Regions from separate parts of the Mus musculus genome. Here region 1 is linked to region 2. Evidence: chromatin loops called from intact Hi-C (ENCODE). Cell type or tissue: left cerebral cortex. All regions are shown on one strand.

Region 1 (2,500 bases), 200 kb after region 2:
ACTTCACCATCGGTTAAGACAGGGATTCTCAAAGCTGTCTATTCAAATACGCCACTTGAATAGGGCACCTTTTCTAATGGCGAGTCCCGGTGGTAATCAGGAGCTTTTCTGAATAGAGGAGTCCTTTAGAGACGCTCAGATTGTGCCCCTCCCCCTCGCCAGTCCTTCAGGGTCACGTGACGGGAGAGGGGCTGGCACGCGAGCAGAAACAGCAGCCGGCCGCCAGAGAATCCAGCTAAAGACAAGCAGGGTTTCGCGCCCCCCACCCAACTCTCCCCCGCTCCCCCAAACACACACAACATTGCTCCAGTCGTGGAGAGCTCGCGCCGCCTAAGAAAGCCACCTACACGGCCAAGGGAGCCCAGATACGCAAGTGGGCTCTGGGCCGAACGCCTCCATTCGCCCCAGGACACGCACAGGACCAATCACCAGGACACAGCCTGTCCAAAGCTGCGCCACAAAGGGTACTACTCGTCTTCCTCACCTAGTTCAAGGCCTCGTTTACATAACCGAAACCGCCGAGCAAGGGTCGAGTCCTCCCTCTCCTTCGCGCAAACGTGGGCATTCAACATGCGACCCTGACAAAACCCTCGCCATCTCGAATGAGAGATGCAGGCTCGAAAGGAGGGTGACATAGAGAACTGGCGCTGTCACCTGCAGGACGCAACGCGCGCTCAGGATTCTGGACCCATGAACCCCCGGCAGCTCCAGCTCCGGTATGCACAGCTCCGGGCGGTGGCTTCTCTTTACCCCGTTTTCCACCAGGTTCCACGAGCAGCGACCCGGGTCGCTGGCACGAGGCCTGGCACCTTGGTCTGGTGGGGAGCCGTGGGGTGTTTTCTGTCCACCGTATCAAGTGCCGACGCAATGCGCCTGGCTCAGTGTAAACGCATACCCATTCTTGACACCACTGCTCTGAGATCTCAAAGGAACTAGTTGCTTCAGCAACTAGACCTGATCTAGCCACTGCAGAGAGTGACAGGTGGCCAGCCTCACGGACCGGAGGGGTCCCGAGCCTTGGCCCCAGAACCGCGCCTCGGACCACGGACAGCGCCCAGCGCAAGCTTACCTCCAAAACGCGTCCACTGCTGCGCCTCAGCGACTAGACGCGCGCCCAGGGGCGCCGAGCTCTCAGAGCTGTCCGCCGGGCCCCGCCCTCCGGCACCGCCCACATGCCCCTCCTCCTCCCGCTCCGCCTAGGCGCGCACTAAGGCCCCTCCCAGCAGGAGCGCAGCGCACTGACACCCGAGGCAGCCACTGCCTTACAAGGCTGCCACAGGCACAGCCAGCCTATGGACGCCGCTCGACCCAGGGTGCGGTCGCTGTGGAGCTGTGGAGCGTGGGAACCGGGCTGAGGTTGGGGAAGAGCGACTAGGGCACACCTGGCCCTGGGGCCCCGGGCGTGCGGCCAGTCGCAAGTAGGGAAGCTGAGGCTGGTGGCGCAGTCGCAGACTACACTGCGCACAACCCGTTGCTGATCCCTACCTGCCTGGAGAGCTTGATGTGCGTGGTGAGATGCTGGCCACTCGGGTTACCTGCACGAAAAGGATCCTTAGAGTCTCTGCTGATTTTCCTTCCTTCTAGGGACGCTTGCCACGGGATCTCCACCCCGCTGACTCTGTGGTGAGGTCAGGGTCGCACTGGTGGCTCTGAAGAAGATTATGGGGTTAGCAAGGAGGCAATGGGGCTGGAAGATTTGGTTCAATAGACTCTTCAGTCCTCCAGGTTCTGTCTCAGACTCTAACCAAGTCACCCACTGAGTAAGTGTGTGTGTGTGTGTGTGTGTGTGTGTGTGTGTGTGTGTGAGTGAGTGTGTGTTGGGGAATTTTCTGAGTGTCTGACAAATTAACTCATGCTTGAGGAAACCTTGTTTTGAAACTTCAGAAATGGGGCCCACCTGAGCACTTGGAGCAAATTACCCCTCCCCATGGTAGTCTCTGACCCTCAGATCCCCCGGACTCTCTGCTTTCTTCGGCTACTCAAAAATGACTAAAAAGTTACTTCTAATTCTTGCTCTCCCGAGAATTCCCACTCACCATGGAAGCCATGTGAGTTCAGGACTGTGGGACTATAAGGAATGGAGAACCAGACCCAGACTCTCTCCTTTTTTATAGGGTCTTGGCTTGGCCACTTGCCTTATGTCCCACAAAGCCCCAAGTCCTGCTGTGATGGTTTGTATATGCTTGGCCCAAGAAGTGGCACTATTTGGAGGTGTGGCCTTGTTGGAGTAGGTGTGACCTGGTTGGAGTAGGTGTGTCACTGTGGGCATGGACTTAAGACCCTCACCCTAGCTGCCTGGAAGTGAGTAGCAGCCTTCAGATGAAGATGTAGAACTCTCAGCTCCTCTTGCACCATGCCTGCCTGGATGCTGCCATGCTCCCACCTTGATGATAATGGACTGAACCTCAGAACCTGTAAACCAACCCCAATTAAATGTGTCCTTTATAAGATTTGCCTTGGTCATGGTGTCTGTTCACAGCAGTAAAACCCTAACTAAGAA
Region 2 (2,500 bases):
ACTTGGAACCCATGCCTTCTCCTTTGTGTGGGCAGGTGTAAAAATGGCTTTGGGGCTACTCTCCCTGCTTCAGGGCTGCAGAACCTTTAGTCACTGCTTCATTTTTTTTTTTCTTTCCCTACTTTGGCTCTGGTCATTCCTAGGCCTACCTATGAACTTACTTGTACACTCAAAAGTATCCTGAGCTTTGTCACTCTGTGGCTTACCAAAAACAAAAGCTGAGATTCTTATTTTATTTATTTAATTGAAAGGAAACAAGCTGAGTCATCTACTGAAGCAGTTCACATCTAACTAGGCTAGTTAACTGAATTCGTTAGGGAGCACCATGACTAAACACTCCACTATATAGTGGGCAGCAGGAGATTAGGGTTGGATATAAGGTAACTAAGGAAAACCGCAGCTTTGTCTTGGTAGCTGTGCCTCCCCACTTTGCAGTTAAACATTCATGAAGCTGAAATTTCTCCTGTTTTGTCATAAACTAAGGGGTCAGGGCACTTTCCCAGTTGCAACCCCTACACTAAGGGAGGGTCTGCATCTTTAAAAGACTGACTTCATCATATAATTTGCATTGTGGTTATGACAGGTTACCTATACTGTTCTTTCATTTACTGAAGATTTACCCCATCATCCATTGGCTTGGGAGAGCCAGACTTTGTAGTGATGTTATGGATAGGCACACAACTCAACAAATGTATGCAGAAAAGGTGAAAAAAAAAAAACACAACCAAACCTGTCAGGGTAGGGTTGTCATACCTGATGGGTGAGTGGAAGAACCTAAACCCCGCCAAAATTTACTAAAAGTTCGTAACAGTGTGGGGAAATCTCTGTATCTGCAGAGGTAGAACAAAGTTTCTGGCTGTTCTAGGTACCGGGGCGACTCGATGCTTCACTGCTTCCTTCAGCTGGAGTAATTCCACCAGCTGCTGTTTTGCTCGTGGTTTTGTTTTCTTCGCCGCTTCTACGTGCTACGCGAGCAGCTATCAGCAGGCAGCCCACTCTCTGTGGCACTGTCCTGAATACTTGAAATCTACTTGCTGTCAGAAACCTCTGGGGGATGAGGGCGAGGACAGCAAGAAGAAACAAATATACGAAATATAAGTAGTGGAATCTTGAATACAAGACACAGTAAAGATATGGAGAGGTGTGGAGAGACTAAGGTAGCTAAGGGGAGGAACTGAGCAAGGGCAAACCTAAGTGGTTAATCCGGAGAGAAAGGGTGGGTACAATAGGTGCTACTTAAAATAAGAGGGTCGGGAGAGCGCCAAACGTCAGACGGCGGAGCCAGGCCTGAATCTGTAATCCCTGATCCTGAGTCTGTGTCACCAGAAGCACAAGTTTCCTAAGAGTCTACAGAAAGATCGCCCGTACAGCGCCTTCAAGGTTACCCAGAGCCCATCCTTCCGCCCAGACGCCGGAAACGGAAGTGACCGCGTTGCACACTTCCGGTCCGGCTCCGGGAGGTGGCAGCGGCGTTGCGGACGGTGAGGAAGCTCTGCTCTGACAGCCTTGGGTGCCTGTGCGGTGGGCGGGGCGCTGGGCCCTCGACTGTGGCACAGTGTACCCCTTAGTGGGTTTGTCCTTGGCGAGGGACAGCATCGGCCGACGTTTCTGGCGGGATGCGACACCCTCTAGTGCGGGTCCCTGGGCGGGTTTGGGTTTGTCCTCGGTGTGCGTCCCTCCCATCTCCTTGGTCGGGGCTGCTTCTACCCTCAGAGTTCCCTTTTGCCCCAGAGGCCGGAAATCTGACAGTCCTCAAGCTGCCATTGGAAGCAGATTTGGTGGCGATCCAGTACAGTTTTTTTAGTTTTTGATTCTCTGTGTTCAGGTTTATGAGTGGACTCTTTCTTGCAAAGCTTTTTTGGTTTTGGGTCAGCTTTCCTTTTGCATCTGGCTTGTAACACTGCCACAGGAGTGCCTTTCACCTGTCAGCTGGAGTGGGGGACTCCATGCCAGAGGGATGGTTTGGTATTATGTTTAATACCTAGTCCTGTAAATAGAATTATACAAGTTTTAATGTTTTGGGAATGCTGAAGATAACATGTCAAACTAAAGCAAAAGAAAAAAAAAAAAGCCCGCAGTGAATCAGTCCTGTTAGAAGTGGTTGTGGAATCCTCTTTCTGTGGCCTGCTCAGATTTCCTGTCTGGGTACGAGTAATTTTATAGTCAGAAGATGAAGATGGTGTTTGCAATGCTGTTCCACTTGAATGAAAATGCAAAGAGAGAAATACACAGGGAGAAGCTACATAACTGGAAATGTACAATGGATTTTAGTGGTTTTCTGAGACTACTTGGGAATAGAGTGAAAGATTCCAGAAGGTAGGTCTTTATCACATCTGTGGCTGTTGAGTAGCTGAAATTAAAGGAAACAGTGTTATTAATTCCCTCATTTGCTGGATAGTCAGCAAATAGCCATTGTAGGTCCATGACTTGGATAGTATTAGATATTAGACTAAAGGGTGATTGACCGGGTACATTTGTGCTTAGGGGAAACAAGCTACTC

The links. A loop is a pair of places that touch in the nucleus more often than their neighbours do. Peaks named below come from ENCODE experiments on the same cell type or tissue, not always from the same donor. Only the 100,000 strongest peaks of a DNase experiment are listed, where the experiment ranks them.
Region 1: it touches region 2 in a loop (6-fold over the local background); 1 of 42 quality-filtered maps calls a loop at or near these places.

Annotation. Positions count from the first base shown.
Region 1 is chr13:74,008,079-74,010,578 of GRCm38, reverse strand. It overlaps Tppp (tubulin polymerization promoting protein), which reads right to left and starts at 1,160. Exons shown (of 4, transcript NM_182839.2): 1 at 1,070-1,160. It overlaps Gm15912 (predicted gene 15912), which reads left to right and starts at 1,225. Exons shown (of 3, transcript NR_168519.1): 1 at 1,225-1,503; 2 at 1,585-1,760; 3 at 2,115-2,450. In left cerebral cortex, a CTCF peak has its summit at 1,257; DNase peaks (open chromatin) are centred at 169, 1,182 and 1,737; H3K4me3 peaks cover 2,255 bases; H3K27ac peaks cover 1,716 bases.
Region 2 is chr13:74,207,639-74,210,138 of GRCm38, reverse strand. It overlaps Exoc3 (exocyst complex component 3), which reads left to right and starts at 1,439. Exons shown (of 13, transcript NM_177333.4): 1 at 1,439-1,481. In left cerebral cortex, a CTCF peak has its summit at 1,473; DNase peaks (open chromatin) are centred at 1,009 and 1,430; H3K4me3 peaks cover 1,705 bases; H3K27ac peaks cover 1,343 bases.